Regions from separate parts of the Homo sapiens genome. Here all the other regions are linked to region 7. The links are chromatin contacts, found by Hi-C or POLR2A ChIA-PET in ENCODE. All regions are on one chromosome and are shown on one strand. Each heading gives the region's core, a stretch centred on a gene start or an enhancer-like site at or near the end of the contact. The rest is flanking DNA. Distances are from core to core; before and after follow the strand shown. Region 1 holds the start of ZNF253 (zinc finger protein 253). Region 2 overlaps LOC105372323 (a long non-coding RNA gene). Region 3 holds the start of ZNF429 (zinc finger protein 429). Region 4 holds the start of ZNF682 (zinc finger protein 682). Region 5 holds the start of ZNF100 (zinc finger protein 100). Region 6 holds the start of ZNF93 (zinc finger protein 93). Region 7 holds the start of ZNF66 (zinc finger protein 66).

What was found. Hi-C counts contacts between places; a loop is a spot of excess contacts on that map. ChIA-PET counts read pairs that join two places held with the same protein, here RNA polymerase II (POLR2A). Pooled maps may share reads with other maps.
Region 1: a loop to region 7 is called in a pooled map, with 7 times the contacts of the local background. The contact joins the promoter of ZNF253 here to the promoter of ZNF66 in region 7. A Hi-C loop is called at or near these places in 1 of 37 single-sample maps with no recorded cell type and 7 of 50 pooled maps. POLR2A ChIA-PET finds 5 or more read pairs at or near these places in 6 of 52 experiments (A673, CD4-positive, alpha-beta T cell, activated CD4-positive, alpha-beta T cell and 3 more).
Region 2: a map of CD8-positive, alpha-beta T cell shows a loop between it and region 7 (6-fold over the local background). The contact joins the enhancer-like site here to the promoter of ZNF66 in region 7. A Hi-C loop is called at or near these places in 1 of 168 maps with a recorded cell type or tissue (CD8-positive, alpha-beta T cell). POLR2A ChIA-PET finds 5 or more read pairs at or near these places in 1 of 52 experiments (T-cell).
Region 3: a loop to region 7 is called in a map of B cell, with 33 times the contacts of the local background. The contact joins the promoter of ZNF429 here to the promoter of ZNF66 in region 7. A Hi-C loop is called at or near these places in 3 of 168 maps with a recorded cell type or tissue (B cell and naive thymus-derived CD4-positive, alpha-beta T cell), 7 of 37 single-sample maps with no recorded cell type and 14 of 50 pooled maps. POLR2A ChIA-PET finds 5 or more read pairs at or near these places in 10 of 52 experiments (CD4-positive, alpha-beta T cell, CD4-positive, alpha-beta memory T cell, CD8-positive, alpha-beta T cell and 7 more).
Region 4: a map of natural killer cell shows a loop between it and region 7 (24-fold over the local background). The contact joins the promoter of ZNF682 here to the promoter of ZNF66 in region 7. A Hi-C loop is called at or near these places in 2 of 168 maps with a recorded cell type or tissue (naive thymus-derived CD4-positive, alpha-beta T cell and natural killer cell) and 12 of 50 pooled maps. POLR2A ChIA-PET finds 5 or more read pairs at or near these places in 6 of 52 experiments (B cell, CD4-positive, alpha-beta T cell, HEK293 and 3 more).
Region 5: a map of naive thymus-derived CD4-positive, alpha-beta T cell shows a loop between it and region 7 (13-fold over the local background). The contact joins the promoter of ZNF100 here to the promoter of ZNF66 in region 7. A Hi-C loop is called at or near these places in 1 of 168 maps with a recorded cell type or tissue (naive thymus-derived CD4-positive, alpha-beta T cell), 7 of 37 single-sample maps with no recorded cell type and 15 of 50 pooled maps. POLR2A ChIA-PET finds 5 or more read pairs at or near these places in 3 of 52 experiments (CD4-positive, alpha-beta T cell, activated CD4-positive, alpha-beta memory T cell and activated naive CD4-positive, alpha-beta T cell).
Region 6: a loop to region 7 is called in a map of CD8-positive, alpha-beta T cell, with 2.8 times the contacts of the local background. The contact joins the promoter of ZNF93 here to the promoter of ZNF66 in region 7. A Hi-C loop is called at or near these places in 1 of 168 maps with a recorded cell type or tissue (CD8-positive, alpha-beta T cell) and 8 of 50 pooled maps. POLR2A ChIA-PET finds 5 or more read pairs at or near these places in 3 of 52 experiments (H1, activated CD4-positive, alpha-beta memory T cell and activated naive CD4-positive, alpha-beta T cell).

Annotation. Positions count from the first base shown.
Region 1 is chr19:19,864,014-19,867,139 of GRCh38, reverse strand. ZNF253 (zinc finger protein 253) reads right to left here and starts at 1,258. Exons shown (of 4, transcript NM_021047.3): 1 at 1,141-1,258. The coding sequence starts at 1,143. LOC124904664 (a long non-coding RNA gene) reads left to right here. Exons shown (of 4, transcript XR_007067169.1): 1 at 1-704. RefSeq lists an enhancer at 798-1,227.
Region 2 is chr19:21,603,915-21,606,925 of GRCh38, reverse strand. The region is part of intron 3 of LOC105372323 (a long non-coding RNA gene); the gene reads right to left. Among named protein-coding and RNA genes, the nearest start is that of ZNF429, 100 kb to the right of the region's middle. Within about 2 kb of position 1,530, at least 11 of the 41 ENCODE cell types and tissues checked have a DNase peak (open chromatin) inside an H3K27ac peak, as active enhancers do; they include CD8-positive, alpha-beta T cell, where a contact is called at or near this core.
Region 3 is chr19:21,504,023-21,506,996 of GRCh38, reverse strand. It overlaps ZNF429 (zinc finger protein 429), which reads right to left and starts at 1,395. Exons shown (of 4, transcript NM_001001415.4): 1 at 1,223-1,395. The coding sequence starts at 1,225. RefSeq lists enhancers at 410-1,011, 707-1,066, 1,077-1,396, 1,012-1,614.
Region 4 is chr19:20,038,248-20,041,413 of GRCh38, reverse strand. It overlaps ZNF682 (zinc finger protein 682), which reads left to right and starts at 1,909. Exons shown (of 4, transcript NM_033196.3): 1 at 1,909-2,071. The coding sequence starts at 2,069. RefSeq lists an enhancer at 1,563-2,139.
Region 5 is chr19:21,766,283-21,769,554 of GRCh38, reverse strand. It overlaps ZNF100 (zinc finger protein 100), which reads left to right and starts at 1,976. Exons shown (of 5, transcript NM_173531.4): 1 at 1,976-2,128. The coding sequence starts at 2,126. RefSeq lists a silencer at 1,812-1,989.
Region 6 is chr19:19,898,844-19,902,207 of GRCh38, reverse strand. ZNF93 (zinc finger protein 93) reads right to left here and starts at 1,262. Exons shown (of 4, transcript NM_031218.4): 1 at 1,117-1,262. The coding sequence starts at 1,119. RefSeq lists enhancers at 1-60, 609-1,158, 693-1,292.
Region 7 is chr19:20,774,721-20,777,846 of GRCh38, reverse strand. It overlaps ZNF66 (zinc finger protein 66), which reads right to left and starts at 1,543. Exons shown (of 4, transcript NM_001355197.2): 1 at 1,397-1,543. The coding sequence starts at 1,399.

The DNA.
Region 1 (3,126 bases), core at 9-2,508, 910 kb after region 7:
TCAACTCCTGACCTCAAGTGATCCATCCACCTCGACCTCCTGAAGTGTTGTTATTACAGGCGTGAGCCACCGCGCCCGGCCCCATAAATTTTTAATAGGAGAAAAGGGAAACTGTGAACCCTGACAGATATAATAGATTCCTCTTCAAGGGCCTAACTTTCTTGTTCCTTGTTCTTAGGACCAACTTTTTTGTACCTCTTTGTACCTAGACACCCGCTCCGTAAACAACCCAAACCGCCTGTTCCAATCTGCGACCCGAACCCCTTCCTTATTTGGAAAGTAGCCAATCGGGTCAGCCTAGATTGTGAGGTCAGACCCCGGCCAATGGGGGAAGGACACAGAGGCAATAACGGCGTTTAGGGTTAAAAACCCCTTTCAAACTGGGAGGCCGAGGCGGGCGGATCAACTGAGTTCGGGAGTTCAAAACCAGCCTGACCAACATGGTGAAACGGCATGTCTACTAAAAATACAAAATCAGCCGGGTGTGGTGACGCATGCCTGTAACCCCAGCTACTCGGGAGGCTGAGGCAGGAGAATCACTTGAACCCGGGAGACGGAGGTTGCAGTGAGCCGAGATCGCGCCATTGTACTTTAGCCTGGGCCACAAGAGCAAAACTCCGCCTCAAAAAAAAAAAAAACCTTCCTTCCTTTCTTCTGTGTGCTCTTGCGATCAGGTCGGACGCGAGCAGCACTCTTCTTCAGAAGTAAATATGCCTTCCTGTGAAATTTTCTAAGTGCTGGGTAGTTTTTTGTTTTGTGTTGTTTTGCGGCACCAAGCGCTTGTTTCTAACAACCTCACGGACCAAAGCTCTTCCCATTCATGAACCCGCAGGGAACCGAGTCAGGATTCTCCCCTGACGACCCTCCCGTGGTCCTTGCATGATCTGGGAGAGACGCGGTGCTGCGGGTGCAGAGCTGCTGAAAGAGGGCTCCAGGCCAGGGCACAATCACTGTGCCGGGCCCCGGATGTCACCGCAGCCGCCATCTTATGGCTGAAGGGGACTGAGGCCGAGCTGGGCAGGGAGAACTCCGGCGGCAGATTGTGGAGCTGACTGTGAGGAAGCAGAGTCCCGCCAGAGCCACTTCCCACCGTTCCAAACAGCCTCTCCCCTCTCTCGGGACGTTGGACCCGGCACTCACCATTTCTAGGCTTCCAGGGGTCCCGGGGTTTAGCTGTGGCTCTCCCAATACTTGCAGGTCACACGGCCACAGAGGACGGGCCTCTATAAGCACAGGACACAGAACACTGAGGATAAACCTGGAGCTCCCGCTGCAGCGAGAAACAAAGGCCCCCAGAAACCATGTGGTTCGCTCCAGCTGCGTGCCTGATTGGACGGTTTCCGGCCCAGCGTCCCTCATTGGATAATGCCTAAGGCCCCGCCTCCCCAGCCGCTGAGTGACAGATGTGATCAGATACTGGGCTGAGTGAAGAAAGAGTGACAGCCTAGGCTGCAGCCTTTTCTTTCTTTCTTTCTTTCTTTCTTTCTTTCTTTCTTTCTTTCTTTCTTTCTTTCTTTCTTTCTTTCTTTCTTTCTTTCTTTCTTTCTTTCTTTCTTTCTTTCTTTCTTTCCTTTCTTTCTTTCTTTCTTTTTCTTTCTTTCTTTCTTTCTTTCTTTTCTTTCTTTTTTCCCCCCACCGAGACGGAGTTTCCCTCTTGTTGCCCAGGCTAGAGTGCAATGGCACGATGTTGGCTCACCGCAACCTGCACCTCCCGGGTTCAAGCGATTCTCCTACCTCAGCCTCCCATGTAGCTGGGATTACAGGCATGCCTCACCACGCCCGTCTAATTTTTTGTACTTTTAGTAGAGACAGGGTTTCTCCGTGTTGGTCAGGCTGGTCTCGAGCTCCCGATCTCAGGTGATCCGCCCGCCTCGGCCTCCCAAAGTGCTGGGATTACAAGCGTGAGCCACCGCGCCTAGCCTAGCTGGAGCCTTTTCAAACGGCTTCCTCCCTGAGCTGAGCATCCCATCCCAGAGCATGGGAAAATTCTATCTCATATTCTCTCTCTTTTTGAATGTATTCAAAAGGTGAACAGAAGTACTTTGCTGTCATATTAATAATACATGAAATGTTTGTTCAAGAGAAAGTCAACTTTTACTTTGGTAATAGTGTATTATCAATACTAAAGCTAATTTTAATAAGACCTTGTAAAGCCAGGTGCGGTGGCTCAGGCCTGTAATCCCAGTACTTTGGGAGGCTGAGGAGGGCAGATCACTGGGTCAGGAAATCGAGACCATCCTGGCTAACACGGTGAAACTCTGTCTCTACTAAAAATACAAAAAATTACCCGGGCGTGGTGGCATGCACCTGTGGTCCCAGCTACTCAGGAGGCTGAGGCAGGAGAATGGCTTGAACCCAGGAGGCAGAGGTTGCGGTGAGCCAAGATCGCACCACTGCACTCAAGCCTGGGTGACAAAGTGAGACTGCGTCTCCAAAAATGAATAAATACATAAATAAAACCTTGTAAATAAACAAAATTTGTCATTTTTGACCTCTCGAGATTTACATATATAATTTGTAATCTCCTGTAATTTTTTAACTATATTTTATTTATATCTACATTCTTTTTATTTTTTCAGTTTGAAACAACCTTTAAGTAATTTCAAACTGTTATAGGAGATAGAAAGAAATCATTTAGGGACAGGTGCGTTGGCTCACGCCTGTAATCCCAGCACTTTGGGAAGCCAAGGTGAGTGGAATACTTGAGGTCAGGAGTTAAAGACCAGCCTGGCCAACACAGTGAAACCCCATCTCTACTAAAAATACAAAAAATTAGGCGGGCGCGGTGGCGGGCGCGGTGGCGGGCGCCTGTAGTCCCAGCTACTCGGGAGGCTGAGGCAGGAGAATGGCGTGAACCCGGGAGGTGGAGCTTGCAGTGAGCCGAGATTGCGCCACTGCAGTCCAGCCTGGGCGATAGAGCGAGGCTCCGTCTCAAAAAAAAAAAAAAAAAAAAAAAATTAGCCTGGCGTGCTGGTGCACATCTGTAGTCCCAGCTACCACGGAGGCTGAGGCAGGAGAATCGCTTGAACCCAGGAGGCGGAGGTTGTGTAAGGCCCAAGGGGTTCACCTGGCCCTTTGCCTAGACAGAGATGATTCATCAAGACAGGGGAATTTGTGGAGGAAAAG
Region 2 (3,011 bases), core at 281-2,780, 830 kb before region 7:
TGTAGAAAGTAGTAGACATGGGAGACTTTTCATTTTGTTCTGTACTAAGAAAAATTCTTCTGCCTTGGGATGCTGTTGATCTATGACCTTACCCCTAACCCTGTGCTCTCTGAAACATGTGCTGTGTCCACTCAGGGTTAAATGGATTAAGGGTGGTGCAAGATGTGCTTTGTTAAACAGATGCTTGAAGGCAGCATGCTCGTTAAGAGTCATCACCACTCCCTAATCTCAAGTACCCAGGGACACAAACACTGCGGAAGGCCGCAGGGTCCTCTGCCTAGGAAAACCAGAGACCTTTGTTCACTTGTTTATCTGCTGGCCTTCCCTCCACTATTGTCCTATGACCCTGCCAAATCCCCCTCTGCGAGAAACACCCAAGAATGATCAATTTAAAAAAAAAAAAAAAAAAAAGATAAGCTCCATGGCATCTGCCATGAAAGGCTCTGGCATCTGCCACGAAAGGCTCTACCCACATCAAAGGTGTTCCTTGCAAGACCACTGGACTGCCTGGCCCAGACCAGGAGATTCTTTTTGTCTCTGTTGCTCTTCATGGACTGGTTCATTAACCTTTTTTTCCCATTTCTTTTCTCTTGATGTTAAATGTTATTTTGTTTGTTGTAGATGTTTAACCCATAACATTTATATATTGATTAGGTGTACTATTATGTATAATTTGCAATATAGAGTGACTTGTGGAGTGGCTTCAAAAAAAAATAAATAAATAAAAGCCTTCTCCTGGTTGGCCTCCTAGAGGAGAGGCTCTTTCTTTCCTCCTCTTTGTGGCTTTGTATAATGGCTTAGCCATGAGCAAGAAATTTGGGATCTAAATGTGGCAGAACCTTGCTGCCCTTAGGAACTCTCTTATTTGACACCAGGTTGTTGGAGTAGGAAGTACACAAACAGCCTGCTTTTGTTTACTACTAAGCCATCTTTCCTCTTGGTTTATATAAAAGCTTAAATACTGGACACTTTTAGAGCAGATTTGAGCTGTTTTCTGATACTTTATATCCTGCCTTTCACAGCAGGTGCAGGGGGTCTTGGGTTTTTCCTGGGTGCAGTAGCCCTTGGCCGGTGGTTTTTTTTTTTCATACCATGGCCTTGACAATTCTCCTTATTCTTTTTATGTTTTTGAGATGGAGTCTTGCTCTGTCACCCAGGCTGGAGTGCAGTGGCGCGATAGCTCACTGCAAGCTCCGCCTCCAGGGTTCACGCCTTTCTTCTGCCTCAGCCTCCCGAGTAGCTGGGACTACAGGTGCCTGCCACCATGCCCGGCTTTTTTTTTTTTTTTTTTTTTTTTTTTTTGTATTTTTAGTAGAGACAGGGTTTCACCGTGTTAGCCAGGATGGTCTCGACCTCCTGACGTCGTGATCCACCTGCCTCGGCCTCCCAAAGTGCTGGGATTACAAGCGTCAGCCACCATGCCCGGCCCATTCTCCTTATTCTTTTGACGTGTATCCTTCTAGTGTCCTTTCCTTTTGCACCGTGCACATAAATCTCTCTCTAGCCTTGGCCAGCTTTCAAACTCCTGTCCGGACTAGCCTTTTCCGTGACTGTGTTCACGCCTGCGTCCATGCCTCTTTGCAAAGCCAGCTTCTCTTCCCACAAGGGCTGCTGCTAGTAAATTAGCCTTTCTTAAGCCTCTGATCAGCTTTCTTCTTTGCCTCCTGATCTCGTTAATGTACACCCTGGTAGCCACTTTAATAAGCTGAGTAGCATTCATGCCTACAGAGCTTCTAACTTCTGCAATTTATGCCTGATATCTCCTTGGGTCTGCCTTACAAATGCCGTATTCACCTTGCACTGATTTTCAGCAGCCTCAGGGTTAAATGGAGTGTGCAACCAAAATGCCTTACAAAGTCTTTCATAAAACTGGCTGGTGCTTTTATCTGCACCCTGGAGCACCTCTGAGATGTTTTATATTGGTTGCCTTTTTCTTTTACCATCCTTTAGCCTTTGCAGAAGTGCTTCTCGGCACTTTTGTGGGTGCTGAAGGTGGACTGCATCATCTGCATCCTGGTGGGGGTCCTCTTGTCCTTTTTAGAGGCAGAAGCATAACTTGGGCATGGCTCGACCTGAGATGGCCTGCCTGACTTTTCCAGCCTTTCGCTTTAACTTCCCAGAGCTCTGATTTCTCTTTCTCGGGTGAGACTGGGAGCCTGTATCTCTTTGAACTTAACTCCTTAGGGGCAGTTAGCCTTGGTAAAGGGGGGTAGATTGGAATGTAGGGAGGAGGGGTCTCTATTCCCTCCTGTGGTTCTTGCAAAACTGGTTTTCTTTTTCCTAAGACTTTTCTTTTGTCTCCATAGCTGCCAGGGTGGCTGATTTTTACTTTCACTTTTGGCTTTCACTTTTTGCTTTTGGTGCTATAAGCCTCTGTGACTTTCCCTTTAACTCTGTAGCTGCCAGTGCAGCTGGTTTCTCTTGGCATGAGCTGTGAGCGTTCTACAATAAACTGCTAAGCAGGGCTGCATTCATTTAGCCATGAGTCAATATAAAGACTAGGTCTGAATGTCCTGGCTGTCCTCTGATCCTAGTCACCACCTTAAAACACATGGCCAATTTCTCTATAGTGCCTTCGGCCAGCCATCCAACACTAAAACAGGGCTATTCTAATTCACAGTATGTCTTTAACTTTTGAACATCCAGTTTCATCCCATAATCACCTCTAAATCCTTTTTTAAAAAAATTCTTTATCGTGCACTCCAAAGGAGTTGGTTTCAATGCTTTCCCTCTCATTTCCTCCCTTGCAGTGCACTCTCACTCTCATTTTCACCCTCAGGTTCACCAGACTGGGTCCTATTACAGGAGTTTTGGATGCTGCTTAGCCAGGAATGTGCCTTCCCCTGTCACAGCCTGCTGCAGCTGCAAAGCTGATCCTATCAGCCGTATGCAACATCCTAGGTTTGATTTTGCCTACACTCGCCTCAGAGCACACAGCCTGCACTAAGGGATCTGTGCCTCCCCACATCAGTCCCCATGTTGGCCTCTCCTGAGACCATCTCTTTCACACA
Region 3 (2,974 bases), core at 146-2,645, 730 kb before region 7:
CGGGAGTTCAAGACAAGCCTGACCAACACGGAGAAACCCCGTCTCTACTAAAAATACAAAATTAGCCGGGCGTGGTGGTGCCTGCCTATAATCCCAGCTACTCAGGAGGCTGAGGCAGGAGAATTACTTGAACACGGAGGCGGAAGGTGCAGTGAGCCGAGATCGCGCCACTGCAGTCCAGATTGGGCAAGAAGAGGGAAACTCCATCTCAAAAAAAAAAAAAAAAAAACAAAAAACTAACTCAAATGCTTTTTTTTTTGTAAATTACTACACTGGGGAAAACAAATACAGGGTTAACTATTAACTGGAATTAAGCTCTGATTACATAACCAGGAAATTTTGTAAGCTGAAGATGGAAATTAAGAAACTACGTAACCCTACCTAACCAATAACTGAATTTGCGTTTTTGTACCATGCGCAAAGTCTTTCCTTCAAGCTCCTCCAAAGGACCACAAACTACATCCCACAGCTGGGTGCTTTACAATTTTAGAACCACTCTTTAATTAAATTCTTTAATATTTTGCAGTGACTCCCCTTTTTTTTTTTTTTTTTTGTTTGAGATAGTCTCATTGTGTCAACCAGCCTGGAGTGCAATGGCACAATCTTGGTCTCCTGGGTTTAAGCGATTCTCGTGCCTCAGCCTCCCACATAGCTGGGATTACAGATGCCTGCCACCACATCCGGCTAATTTTTGTATTTTTAGCAGAGAGGGGGTTTCACCATGTTGGCCAGGCTGTTCTCGAATGCCGGACCTCAGTGATCTGCCCGCCTCCCAGCAAACTGCTGGGATTACAGGCATAAGCCACCGCGCCCGGCCACTCCCATAGATTTTTAATAGGAGAGAATGGGAACTGGGAACCCCACGGACCAAAGCTCTTCCCGCTCATGAACCCGCATCCCGAGTCACTATTCTCACCTGACGCCCCTCCCATGGTTCTTGCACAATCTGGGAGAGACTGCGGAATTGCGCGTGCAGAGCTCCCCAGACAGGGCTACACGTCAGGCACAGTCACTGCGGAGGGAAGACAGGACGCCCGGGGCCCGGCTGTCAGCACAGTCGCCATCTTATGGCTGAAGGGGACTGAAGCCGAGCTGGGCAAGGAGAATTCCGGGCGCAGATTGTGGAGCTGACTGCCGGGAGACCTAAGTCCGCCACGGCCACTTCTCACGGTTCCGACCAGCCCCTCCCCCTCTCTGGGGATGTCAGACTCGGCACTCTCACCATTTCTAGGCTTCCAGGGGGTCCTGGAGTCTTAGCTGTGTATCTCCCAATATCTGCGGGTCACAGGGCCACACAGGCTGGGCCTCTAAGAACAAAGGACACAGAAATGAAGACGAGACCTGGAGCTCTGGCTGCAGCAAGAGCCAAACGCCCCGCCATATTCCGGAAACCGTCCTGTCGCTCCAGCTGCGTGCCTGATTGGATAATGTTTAAGACCCGCCCTCTCAGGCCCTGAGTGACAGAGGGTGATCAGTTGCTGGGCAGAATGAAGCGTGACAGCCTAGCTGCAGCCTTTTCAGGCAGGCTTTCCTCCGAGCTGAGCCAGGCCCACCCTAGAGGGTGTTTGCATTGAACCTTGTGTGTAAGGTCATATGCATTTATAAATATACTATATGGCTAGTCACAAATGAAAAGAATATAATAACAATTACTTTTAAATTTTAGCTTTTATCACCTTCCTAGCTTCTGGTCCTTTGAGCAGGCAGCCTGAGATTTTAAAAAGGAGGCAGTCCTCTGAAATAAAATGTGAGCCACATGTGAATTTTTAATTTTCCAGTAGCCAAACTTTAAAAAGAAACATGAAACACGTGGAATTGATTGTAATAATGTAACTAACCCAATATGTTTAAAGTATTATAATTTTAATATGTGAGCAATGTGAAAGGAAAATATCTTGGGCCCCCAAAATTACTAAGGAAAACTCAAGCTGGGAACTAAAGGCCAATCAGAAACTCAAAAGAATTTGAGTCCACCTATCTGTGACCTGGAAGCTCCCTCCAGCTTCGTGTCTTCCTGCCTTTGCTTCAAGTTGTCCCACCTTTTCAGACTGAACCAATGTACTTCTTACATATATTGATTGATGTCTCATGTCTCCCTAAAATGTATAAAACCAATATGTTCCCTGACCACCTTGGGCAGGTGTCCTCAAGACTTCCTGAAACTATGTCATAGGCGTGTTCTCAACCTTGGCAAAATAAACTTTCTAAATTAACTGATGTCTCAGATTTTCTGGGGTCACAGCAATATGTAATTATTAAGGCACTATATATATTTTTGGAACTAAATCTTCGAAACCAACTCTGTATTTTACTTTTCTAGCAAATTGCAGTTCAGACCAGGCACATTCCAGGCACCCAGGAGCCACACATGGCCAACAGCCACCACGTTGAAGTGCAGCTCTGATGTCAGGTGGGTGGAGGCCCTGAACATCCCTTTTCTGCCAGAGGTGAGGAGACAGCCTCTCTCTACTAACATCTATCTTCGGTTCTGAGGGTGCGATAGATAGTGGCCATAGCAAGGGCAGAGGGCAGCACAAATAAAATAACCACAGGTAGACCACTCTTTGCCACCTGTTGTCCACCTTTCATCCAGAGATCAGACAGTGAACAAAAAATTCTGGGGCCACAGGAGACAGGAGAAGAAAACTCTATGTCTTTGGGTCTGTCCACAGTCTTAACCTCTAACTTTAAGATATGAAGAAGGCCGGGCGCGGTGGCTCACGCCTGTAATCCCAGCACTTTGGGAGGCCGAGGTGGGCGGATCACGAGGTCGGAAGATCGAGACCATCCTGGCTAACACGGTGAAACCCTGTCTCTACTTAAAAAATAGAAAAAATTAGCCGGGCGTGGTGGCGAGCGCCTGTAGTCCCAGCTACTCTGGAGGCTGAGGCAGGAGAATGGCTTGAACCCGGGAGGCAGAGCTTGCAGCGAGCCGAGATCGCGCCACTGCACTCCAGCCTGGGGGACAGAGCGA
Region 4 (3,166 bases), core at 660-3,159, 740 kb after region 7:
GGAACAAAGCGAGTAGCAGAGGTTGGTTCTGCAAAGTATAGTAAGTGGGAAATGAGTTAAGATTGTAAGGTCACAACTCAGCAGCAAACGTTTTTACATGCATTTGAAAAACCATTTATAACTAATTCATCAAAACTGTTGATGAAGGCCAGGTGCGGTAGGTCACACCTGTAATTCCAGCACTTTGGGAGGCCGAGGCGGGTGGATCACGAGGTCGAGAGATCGTGACCATCCTGGCCAACATGGTGAAACCCTGTCTGTACTAAAAATACAAAAAGTTAGCGGGCGTGGTGGCAAGCGCCTGTAATCCCACCTACTTGGGAGGCTGAGGCAGGAGAATCGCTTGAACCCGGGAGGCGGAGGTTGCAGTGAGCCGAGACCGCACCATTGAACTCCAGGATGGGCAAAAAGAGCAAAACTCTATCTCAAAAAAAAAAAAGAAAAAGCTGTTGGTGAAAAGCAGTAGTTTGGGTACTTGGCTACACACTGTAATCACCCTGAGAGCTTTAAACCATATTGTTGCCCAGATCCAACTCCAAGGATTCTAATTTAATTGGTCTGTTGCAACTTGGGCTTCAGGGATTTTAAGTTTACATCCTGCCCCGCCCCTCCAGTCATTCTCCACACCCCCCGCCGCCACCACCACCCTCCCCACGAAGTCTCACTCTGCAATGGCGCGATCTCGACTCACTGCAACCTCCGCCTCCCACGTTCAAGCCATTCTCCTGCCTCAGCCTCCCGAGTAGCTGGGATTACAGGCGTGTGCCACCATGCCCGGCTAATTTTTGTATTTTTAGTAGAGATGGGGGTTTCACCATGTTGGCCAGGCTGGTCTCGAACTCCTGACCTCAGGTGATACGCCCGTCTCGGCCTCCCAAAATGCTGAGATTATAGGCGTGAACCACCGCTCCCAACCCCGCAGGTGATTTTTATTTGCCAGGGGTAAGAAGCACTGGATCTGATGAAGAATGCATTAGCTGTGAGTGATTTTCATGTATGCTGCCGGGATTTGCCCCATGGCAACTCTGGAGACTGGGGTTTTAGAAAACATCCTTGCCCTGTTAAAAATTAGAAGATGACTTCAAGACATACTCAGCTGCTTGGCTAAATTGCAGAAAGAGAAAATGCCTTCTTCAGAGATCTTTTTTTTTTTAAACTTGGTTTCACTCTGTCACCCCGGCTGTAGTGCAATGGTGTGATCGTGGCTCACTGCAGTCTTGGTCTCCCAGGGTCAAGTGATCCTCCCGCCTCAGCCTTCTGAGTAGCTAGGACTGCAGGCGTGCACCACCAGACTTGGCTAAATTTTTAATTATTTTTTGTAGAGATGGGATCATCGCTATGTTGCCCGGGCTGGTCTTAAAACTCCTGGCCTCAAGTGATGCTCCCGCCTCAGCCTCCCTAGTTGCTAGAACTACAGGCACAGGCTACCACGCCTGGTTTCTTTTTTAAAATGTGGCTACTAGAAAATGTAAAATTCATATGTGCTTCACAGTTTATTTCTTAGAGAATTGCCTCCCTTGCGACATCTTAGGCTGCCTGCTCAAAAGACTGGAGGCTAGGAAAATGATGAAATCTGAGATTTTAAAATAATTGTCATTATATTGTTTCCATTTGTGAATAACATATGTATACTATTCACAAATAAAGATAACTTTATATACAAAGTTAAATGCAAATGTTCCCCAGGAAGGGCCAGTTTCCAATTCAGGAAGGAAGCGCGCCAGAAAAGGGTTCAGGAAAAACCTGTAACTCTTGCCTTATTCAACACATTCTCAGATCACGCCTCCTGTCACTCATGACCTGAGGGGGCGGGGCATGGAACTGTATCCAATCATGGGCGCTAGAGTGGGAACTGTCCAATCAGGTGCGCAGCCAAGGTAGAGGGGGCGGTGTCCTGGAGCTGGCGGGGCCTTTGTCTCGCTCCAGCCAGAGCTCAGGGTCCATCTTCATTGCTTAGTATCCTCTGCTCTAGTAGTTCCCGGTGACTGTCGCAGCCTCTGTTGCCCTCTGACTTGCAGATGCTGTGAGATCCAGAGCTAAGACTCCACGACATCCCGGAAGCCGAAAAATGGTGAGTGTGCCAGGCCGCGCATCCCGAGGTGGGGGCAGGGCTGGTTGAAACCGGCCGGAACCGGCAGTGACGGGACTGGGGCCTCCCAGCTGTCAGCTCCGGAGTCTGCGGACTGGAGTCCCCGGCAGGCACAGCTCGGCCGTCGATCACCTCCGGGCACAGGATGCGAGGTGGGCCAGCAGCCGGGACCCTGGGCGGGCATCCCGTTCCGTTCTCCCGCTTCCCGCCCGGAGCCCACCCTGGGAAGAGCCGCGCGCGTTCTTGCGTCTGCCCCGACTGCGGGGACAATGGAAGCGTCCTCAGGGCAGAGTCCAGACCCCGTGTGTGGTTTGTGCGTGGGAAGTGCTGTGATCCCGGGGGTCCTCAGTCTTTTCCTTCTCCTGTTTAAAAACTATGGGAGTCACCTTTAAAATGTTGAAAACTTATTGAAGTTAACAGTGATTTATGCTCAGAGAGCACCCAGCCACGGTTTGTGGTTGGGGGTCCAGCCGAAGAGCTTGAAGGAAAGTTTTTTATAAAGTGCAGGATGAAGCAAACCGAATTCAGTAACTGACTCGTTCCAGTTATGTAGTCATCTTATTTAGACTATTCAGGTTGTCATTGCCTGGTTATGTAATCAGAAGTTAATTGAAGGTTTGTGGTTGCTTAAATCTGAAAAATCTGAATTTTGTTTCCCCCTAAGGTAGCAATTTACAAGAAATGTATTTGCCTTTGATTTTTTTTTTTTTTAATGTAGGAACTCAGGGTACTAGAGCCACCTCAGTCTAACTGCCTGCTATTTATTTAACACTCCACAGAAGTGGTTTTCTCTTGGATTTTCCAAATGTGTGACAAACAGAATCTCAAAGCTACCACTCTGTTGCCCCAGCCTAACTCTGACTTGCAGTTGAATTTTAAATTTTCAGTTCTTTCCTGACATTCTTCAACACCAACTTCCCCTCTCTAATTCACAACATTATCAACTATTAGTCCTTTTTTGTACATTTCAGACACAGTATTTTGATTGATCATTATTTCAAAGAGCAGCGGATGGCACTTTTTAGAAAAAGAATTGTTTTTCATTTGCAAACATTTTACAGGAGATGAAAGCAGAGA
Region 5 (3,272 bases), core at 727-3,226, 990 kb before region 7:
TTCTACTATGGAAGTGTCACTCTCCAGGATTTCAATAGTCTAGGGCAGGGCAGCTACTTTAGTAGTGTCATCTATGGAGGTGCATGGGCTTTGGAGTCAGATAAAGTTGATCCTGAGTCTCAGCCCAGCCACTTAGTAGCCGTAGGACTTTGCACAAGTTTCCTGATGTGGAAGAGTTCTATATACCACATATGCAAAAAAGGTAGAATGATACTGATTGCAAAATGACATTTTTTCATCCCTCTTGTATCTTTGCCCATAACCAGGTGCTTTTACAGCTGTTTCCATCAAGATCTGGAATCTGTTTTCAAAGCCCTATATCTGGCTGACCTTATTTGCTCAGGTCAACAGAAACCTGTGAACATGACAGTGGGCCAGTTTGGGGCCCAGGCTCAAATGGTATTGACTGCTTCTCTTTTTCTTTTAGAATGCTGCCATCTCCATGAATAATGCCCATGTTAGCCAGCTGGAAAATAAGATACCATGAAGAGGAGAAGCAAGGTGCCCCTGTTGACAGACCCAGGAGCAGAAGCTCACCCCCAGATGCACAGCTGTCTAGTCAAAAAGCAGGTGATGATACATGTCTGAAGGAGCTCAGCTGAGACCAGAAGAATGGCCCCACTCAGCTCGGCCTAAATGGCCAACCATTTCAATTATAAACTAATAAGTTTTGGATGATTTGTTATGCCTCAATAGCTAACTAATACATGCACCCAGTACAGATAAGTTGCCAGGATTCAGTGACAGGTTGACTAAGAGTTGGCTTCTAACAGTGGACACCCTCTAGGTACTGATTTCTTCCCCTGATTTAAAGTTCGATGTTTTGTAAGAGAATTTTGGGTAATGCAGAAATACCTGTAGACATGTATGCGTGTGATTGGTGCTTAGACTCACATAGTCCCCCACACCACAGGAGAAAACAGATAAACACAGCCTGATTGTTAGGGCCAAGACCATATAGCAAACTATGTTTGTTTTTAATCTATTTTCTCCATCTCTAAATACTGGAGTTCAAGTGTGTGGACAGAACTGAAGACATAGTTGTTTTTTCTCCTGTGGCCCCATCATCCTTTGTTCACTATCTGGTCTCTAAAAGAAAGGTGGGCAACAGGTGGCCAGCAGTTGTTTATTACCTGTGGCTATTTTATTCCTACTGCCCTCAGCTCTTTCTATGGGAACTATCTGGTCCACCCTAGGAACCAAAGAGAGATGTTTGTAGGGAGAGTCTCTTCTTTCACTCTCGCAGGAAAGAGATGTTCAGGCCCTTCACACCGCTGACATCAGAGCTGCACTTCAATGTGACAGCTATTGTCCATGTGTGGCTACTGGGTTCCCACAATGTGCCTGGTCTGAAATGCGATATGCTAGAAAGGTAAAATACAAAGTCAGCTTCAAAGATTTAGTTCCAAATATTTATATATTTTATCAATAATTACATATTTCTCACACATTAAAATGATAATATTTTGAATATAATGGGTGAATTACATTGTTAACAATCAGTTCAACTTGTTTCTTTTTAAAGTTTGGCTACTAGAAAATTTCAAATCCACATGTGGCTGACATTCATTTTAGATGATTTTCTCTTTTCTAAAATCTCAGGCTGCCTGCTCAAAGGGCCAGAAGCCAGGAAGGTCATAAAAGCTGAAATTTTAAAATAATTGTTATATTCTTTTCACTTGTGTATAGCTATATAATGTATTATTTATTTATACATATGACCTTATACACAAATTTAAAGGCAAATACTCTCTGGGATGGGCCTAGCTCAGCTGAGGGAGGAAGCCCTGTCAGAAGAGGGGGCAGTCTAGGCTGTCACTCTTTCTTCATTGAACCCGCATCTGATCACATCTTCTGTCACTCAAAGCCTGACAGGGCGGGGATTTAAGCATTATCCAACCAGGGACGCTGGGCTGGAAACCGTCCAATCAGGCATGCAGCTGGAGCGGACTGGACGGCTTCCGGGTTTGGCGGGGTCTTTGTCTCTCGCTGTAGCCGGAGCTCCAGGTTTTGCTCTCACTTCTCTGTGTCTTCTGCTCCTAGGGGCCTAGCCTGTGTGGCCCTCTGACCTGCAGATATTGGGAGATCCACAGCTAAGACGCCAGGACCCCCTAGAAGCCTAGAAATGGTGAGAGTGCCCGGTCCGACATCCCGAGAGACGGCGAAAGGGCTGGTTGGAACTGGTGGGAAGTAGCTGTGGCGGGACTCAGGCCTCTCCGCAGTCAGCTTCACAATCTGCGCCTTGCCCAGCTCGGCCTCCGTCCCCTTCGGCCATAAGATGGCGGCTGCGCTGACAGCCAGGACCCCAGGCGTCCTTTCTCTTCCCTGCGTAGTGACTGTGCCTTGGCCTGGAGCCCTCTCTTGGCAGCTCTGCACCCGCAGCGCCGCGTCTCTCTCAGATTGTGCAGGGACCACGGGAGGGTCGTCAGGGGAAAATCCTGACTCGGGGTGCGGGTTCATGAATGGGAAGATCTTTGGTCCGTGGCTTTCCCAGTTCCTCTTTTCTCCTATTAAAAATGTATGGGAGTCACTGCACAAATATTAACGATTTTTTTGTTTGTTTGAGACGGAGTCGCTCTGTCGCCCAGGCTAGGGTTTAGTGGCGCGATCTCCCCTCACTGCAACCTCCGCCTCCCGGGTTCTGGAGATTCTCCTGGCTCAGCCTCCCGAGTAACTGGGATTACAGGCGCCTGTCACTGGGCCGGCCTTATTTTTTTGTATTTTTAGTTGGGACGGGGTTTCACCTCGTTGGCCAGGCTGGTCTTGAACTCCTGACCTCGTGATCCGCCCGCCTTGGCCTCCTAAAGTGCTGGGATTACAGGCGTGAGCCACCGCGCCTGGCCTAAAGAATTTAATCAAACAGTGATTCAAGAATCATAGAGTATCCAGCTATGGTTTGTAGTTTGTTGTCTATGGGAGAGGCTTGAAGGAAAGTCATTTATAAAATGTATGATGAAGAAAACTAAATTTAGTAATTGGTTACAGTAACGTAGTTTCTTGATTTGTACAATACAGGTGAAGATTTCCTGGTTGTGTAATCAGAGGTTAATTAACAGTTTATAGTTGTTTAAGCCTACATTTTCTCTGAATGTAGTAATTAAAAAAAAAATGCACCTGAGTTAGATTTTTTTTTTTTTTAAGTAGGAACCCAGGGACTAGAGACACCTCAGTGGAATTGCCTGTCTCTTAATTATTTTCACACTCCACGGGGAACTGATTTTCTGCTGCATTTTTCACCTGTGTCCCAAGCAGGTTGTTAAGTCTAACCCCCG
Region 6 (3,364 bases), core at 13-2,512, 880 kb after region 7:
TTTGTCATGTCAGAGTTATTCACTTGGTTTTTGAAACTCAGTGTTTGAAAAATCCGTGAAATTACTCAAACACAGTATTTACATAAGGGAAGGAAATTTTAAGATGTCTATTTTTTTTTTAAGACGGAGTCTCACTTTGTCACCAAGGCTGGAGTACAATGGCAAGCTCTCGGCTCACTGCACCTCGCCTCCCAGGTTCAAGCAATTCTCGTGCGTCAGCCTCCCAAGTAGCTGGGATTACAGACGCCTGCCACCAATCCCGGCTAATTTTTGTATTTTTAGTAGAGACGGGGTTTCACTATGTTGGCCAGGCTGGCCTAGAACTCCTGACCTTGTGATCCACCCGCCACGGCCTCACAAAGTGCTGGGATTACAGGCATCAGCCACCGCGCTGGGCCAGGAAGGGGATTTAACCCTAACGCAGTTCCGGTTTTTGTGTCCTTCCCATATTGGCTGAGGTCCCACCGCACAATCTAAGCTGATCCTGGTTGGGCTAGACACAAACTTTTTCCATATAGGGTAAACGCGCGATGTTTTGAGAAAAGGAGAATGGGGAAAAAGAAGGGGTAGGGTTGATTTACAATTTTTACAACTTATGACCAGGAAGTTGAGTCTCTGAAGAGGAACTTAGCTGCCCTAACAACTCCTCAAGTGATCCGCCCGCCTCGGCCTCCCAAACTGCTGCGATTACAGGAGTGAGCCACCTTGCCCAGCCCCATAAATTTTTAATAGGAGAAAAGAGAAACTGTGAACCCAACCCACTAAAGCTCTTCCCATTCGTGAACCCGCACTCCGAGTCAGGATTCTCCCCTGACGACTCTCCCGTGGTCTCTGCACAATCTGGGAGAGAAGCGGCTCTGCGGGTGCGCAGCTGCCCAGCGAGGGCTCCAAGCCAGGGCACAGTCACCGCACAGTGAAGAGACAGGACGCCTGGGGGCTGCGCTATAAGCGCAGCCGCCATCTTATGGCTGAAGGGAACCGAGGCCGAGCTGGGCAAGAACTCCGGCGCAGATTGTGGAGCTGACTAAGGGGATACCTGAGTCCCGCCACCGTCACTTTCCACCGGTTCCAACCAGCCCCTCCCCGTCGCTTGGGATGTCGGACCGGCACTCTCACCATTTCTAGGCTTCCAGGGGTCCTGGTGTCTTAGCTGTGGATCTCCCAATACCTGCAGGTCACAGGGCCACAGAGGCTGGGCCTGTAGGAGCACAGGACACAGAGTAGTGAAGAGGAGACCTGGAGCTCCGGCTGCACCGAGAGACAAAGGACCCGCCAAACCAGAAGCCGCCCTGTTCGGTCCGGCTGCTTGCCTGATTGGACGTTTCCAGCCCAGCGTCCCTGATTGGATAATTCTTAAGGTCCCGCCCCCTCAGGACCTGAGTGACAGAAGATGTGATCACATGCTGGGCTGAGTGAAGAAGAGTAACAGCCTAAGCTGCAGCCTTTTCAGCCAGGGCTTCCTCTCTGAGCTGAGCCACGTCCACCCCAGAGCATGGGAACATTCTCTTTTTTACTCTCTCTTTTTGAATGTATTGAAAAGGTGAACAGAAGTATTTCGTTGTCATATTAATAATACCGTTGGAAGTAAAGTGTTTGGTGTCGCAAAGTGAAACCAGTACTCAGGCAAAAGTTTTTTTAGTAAGGCAATTTACTTCTGCAAAAGGTTTTTGTTTGCATTAATCACGATCGCAAGAGCACCCTGAACAAAGGAGGGAAGGGGTTTTTATTTTTAACGTAAAGTCTCTTCCTCTGTGTTACTCCCCCATGGGCTAGGGTCGGACCCCACAATCTAAACTGACCCGATTGGCTATTTGTAAATATTTTTCCAAATAAGGAAGGGAAGGGGCATGTATAAGTCACAGTGGTGGGACGTGTGGTTTTGAAGGGTGGGAAGGCTGCAGAGTGAGTAATCAAGGGAACAGATGTGAATTATTGATTAGAGCTGTTGGGAAGGAAGGTTGTTACAGTAACTAGGGGCAAGGAGGCATGGAGAACAAGCAAGTTGAGTTTGAGAACAAAGAACAAGAAAGTTAAGACTAAACCTTTGAAGAGGAATTTTATTGTATTTTACAATTTCCCCCTTTTAATTTTTATAATTAAAAAAAAACCTTTTTTTTTGAGATGGAGTTTTTGCTCTTGCTGCCTAGGCTGGAGTGCAATGGCACGATTTTGGCTCACTACAACATTTGCCTCCCAGGTTCAAGCAATTCTCCTGCCTCAGCCTCCCGAGTAGCTGGGAGTACAGGCATGTGCCACCACGACCAGCTAATTTTGTGTCTTTAGTATAGATGGGGCTTCTTCATATTGGTCAGGCTGGTCTCTAACTTCTGACCTCGGGTGATCCGCCCGCATCAGCCTCTCAAAGTGCTGGGATTACAGGCGTGAGCCACTGCGACCACACGCTTTTTAAAACTTTTTAAACATACCTTTACTTTGTTGTTTGACTTGATCTTTTAAAAGGAAAAGTTTATCTGAATAAGGTGGAGGAGAACTAAGGGAGGTTTTCGTAAGTGTCGTTTTTATAAGTCTTTGTACTAGCCCACAGATGCATGGTATGACACAACACCCAACAAGAATTAGTACACCTATTACAACTATAAGAGAAGTAAGAATTGAGGCTATGACTTTTTTTCGTTTACTGAACCACCTCTCTAGCCATTCTGAAAACGTGTTATTGACCCCAGAATTTTTAGCTAATTCATTGGATAAAGTGGTAAGTTCGTGTAAGGCCCTTCTTATGTTCCTATTGGGGGCAGTATTGTTTGGGATGAAGGTACAACATTTGAGTTTTAATCATAACACAAACTCCACCTTTTTCAGCTAATATTATGTCCAGGGCCATTTTGTTTTTCTAAGTTATCTGGCTAGTAGGCCTTAATTGGTTGGCTATTTCTTTGACAGCATTTCTGGTGTAATTAATAAACTAATATTGATTATAATAGATGTGATTTATCTATCTAATCTACATTTTTATTAATAGTTACCCGTGGAAATATTGATTTAAATCCTGCAGCTATTTGATCTTGGGCTTTGAATTCATCAGGTACCACCCGTGGGACTCCAGTTGTGTCTAAATAAACTTGAAAGTCAAAAGACACATAAGGGGCTTCTCTTATTTTACAGTGTTGTGGTTTTTCTTTTTCTAGTCGATGAAATGCCAGAGTGAAAGGGATAGCCAACTGGACAACAGTGCAAGTGCCGTTCCAGTTACTTGGCAGAGTGTCCAGTAAGGGTCCACCACAATACCACCATATATTTGCTCAAAGATGAACAAGGGAAGACTGACTGGTAAGATCTTGGAAAGGCTTAAGCTCACTGTATCCCATTAAGTCTCCAAGAAATGCCAAGTTTTCCCCTTGTCGTG
Region 7 (3,126 bases), core at 294-2,793:
ACTAGCATTCCTGGCAAACATGGTGAAACCTCATCTCTACTAAAAATATGAAAACTAGCTGGGAGTGGTGGCGCTTGCCTGTAGTCCCAACTACTGGAGAGGCTGAAGCAGGAGAATCGCTTGAACCCATGAGGTGGAGGTTGCAGTGAGCCAAGATCTGACACTGCACTCTAGCCTGGCGACAGAGCAAGACTCCGTCTCAAAAAATAATAATAATAATAATAATTAATTGAGGAACATGGGGGACACTTGAGGCCCTGCTTGGGACACATGTGAAAAATGCCAGGGAAAGTCAGTCCCCTGTGGGATGTGAAAATAATTAAGTGGCAGGCAATTAGACTGAAGAGGCTCTAGTCCCCGGATTTCTATTTCTAAAAAAAAAAAAAAAAAAAAATCTAAGCTCAAGTGCATTTTTTGGCAAATTACTACATTAGGGGAAACAAAATTCAGGCTTCAGCAACTATAAACTGCCAATTAAGCTCTAATTACATAACCAGGAAATTTCCACCTTGATTGTACAAATTAAGAAACTACATTACTAAACCTAACAAATTATTGAATTTGGTTTTCCTCATCATGCATTTTATAAATGTCTTTTCTTCAAGCCTCTCCCATGGACCACAAACTACAAACTATAGCTGGGTGCTCTACAATTCTTGAATCACTCTTTGATTAAATTGTTTGATATTTTTGCAGTGACTCCCATAATTTTTTTTTTTTTTTTTTTTTTTTAGACAAGAGTCTTGCTCTGTCGCCCAGGCTGGAGTGCAGTGGCAGGATTTCAGCTCACTGCAACCTCCGCCTCCCGGGTTCAAGCGATTCTCTCACTTCTGCCTCCCGAGAAGCTGGGACTACAGACATTCGCCAACATATCCACCTAATTTTTGTATTTTTAGTAGACAAGGGGTTTCCCCATTTTGGTCAGTCTGGTCTTCAACTCCTGACCTCAAGTGATCCGCCCGCCTCGGCCTCCCAACGTGCGGGGATTACAGGCTTGAACGACCGCGCCCGGCCCCATACAATTTTAATAGCAGAAAAGAGAAACTGTGAACCCCACAGACCAAAGCTCTTCCCATTCATGAACCCGCACCGCGAGTCAGCATTCTCCCCTGAAGACCCTCCGGTGGTCCCTGCACAATCTGGGAGAGACACGGCACTGCGGGTGCAGAGCTGCCCACAGAGCGCTCCAGGCCAGGGGCACAGTCACTGCGCGGGGAAGCGACAGGACGCCCGGGGGCCAGGCTGTCAGCGTAGCCGCCATCTTATGGCTGAATGGGACTGAGGCAGAGCTGGGTAAGGAGAATTCGGGGTGCAGATTGTGGAGCTGACTGAGGGGAGGCCTGAGTCCCGCCACAGACACTTCACCTCTCTCGGGATGCTGGACCGGCACTCTCACCATTTCTAGGCTTCCAGGGGGTCCTGGCGTCTTAGCTGTGGATCTCCCAATACCTGCAGGACACAGGGCCACAGAGGCTGGGCCTCTAGGAGAAGAAGACAGAGAGCAGTGAACAGACGACCTGGAGCTCCAGCTGCAGGGAGAGACAAAGACCCCGCCAAATCCGGAAGCCGTCCTGTTCATTCCAGCTGCGTGCCTGATTGGACGGTTTCCAGCCCAGCGCCTCTGATTGGCTAATGCTTAAGGTCCCGCCCCCTCAGACACTGAGTGACAGAAGATGTGATCAGCTGCTGGGCGGAGTGAAGAAAAGAGTGACAGCCTAAGCTGCAGCCTTTTCAGGCAGGGCTTCCTCCCAGAGCTGAGCCTGGTCCATGCCAGAGCATGGGAACATTTTATCTCTTTTTTACTCTCTGTCTTGTTGAATGTATTCAAAGGTGAACAGAAGTATTTTGCTGTCATATTAATAATACATAAAATTTTTGTTCAAGAGAAAATCAGCTTTTACTTTGGTAATAGTGTATTAACGATTAAAGCTAATTTTAATAAAACCTTATAAATAAATCAAATTTGTCATTTTTGACCACTCCAGATTTACATATATATTTTGTAATCCCTGTAATTTTTTTATCTATTTATATTTTATTTTTATCCACATTCTTCTTATTTTTTCAACTTGAAACAACCTTTAAGTAATTTCAAACTGCTATAAGAGATAGAAATAATTTAGGGTCAGGCACAGGTAGCTCATGCCAGTAATCCCAACACTTTGGGAGGCCAAGGTGGGTGGATCACTTGAGGTCAGGAGTTCAAGACTAGCCTGGCCAACATGGTGAAACCCCATCTCTACTCACAATGTAAAAAATTAGCTGGGTATGGTGGTGCACATCTGTGGTCCCAGCTACTCCGGAGGCTGAGGCAGGAGAATCACTTGAACCCAGGAGGTGGAGGTTATGTAACAGCCCAAGGGGTTCATTTTGCCCTTTGCCTAGACAGAGCCAATTCATGAAGACAGGAGAATTTATGGAGGAAAAGTTAAATGTTAAATTTGAACTCAATTGAACGTGGACACAATGGTCACCAAGTCCCAGAACAGGTCCTGGTTGTGAGCCCCTGAGGTGTTCATCCAGAGCTGTATCAAAGAAATGTCTATTTCATTCTATTACTATACATTAGTTGTTGAAAAACAATAGACAATCACAAAAACAACTTGACCCTTTTGTGTTCCGTGAGGCAAGTCCCAAATGGCCCTCCTCACTGGGCCTTATGCCAAACAACTCGTTACAAAAGAGCTAGGGTCCCAGACCACCCTGAAGCTTCATGAGACTCCTTGTCTGTGCATGAATGGGTGGCCGACTCTGGAGCCTGGGCTGTTTCTTCCTACTCAGTTGGTAATCCTCCATAGTCTAGTGAGGGTAAATATATATATATATCTTTTCCCATCTCCTCTTCTTACTGCAATTTGCTTATTATATCAATCTGTGTATTATATTTATTTGCTTATTATATCATTTGCTTATTATATCATTAGTTTATTCTGTCTGCATTGATATTGATGTGGGTTAAAGCTTGTTTACCATTAAAGTTATTGTATGTATGTCTTTTCTTCTCCTCTCCCACGTTTCCCATACAGAACATTTTTGGCATCACAAACAGGATTTGAAAACAAAAGTGGGCCCCTTTTTGACCAGAAGGATAGGGCTGGAGGCTCAAGGATTTCCCATATCCTGAGA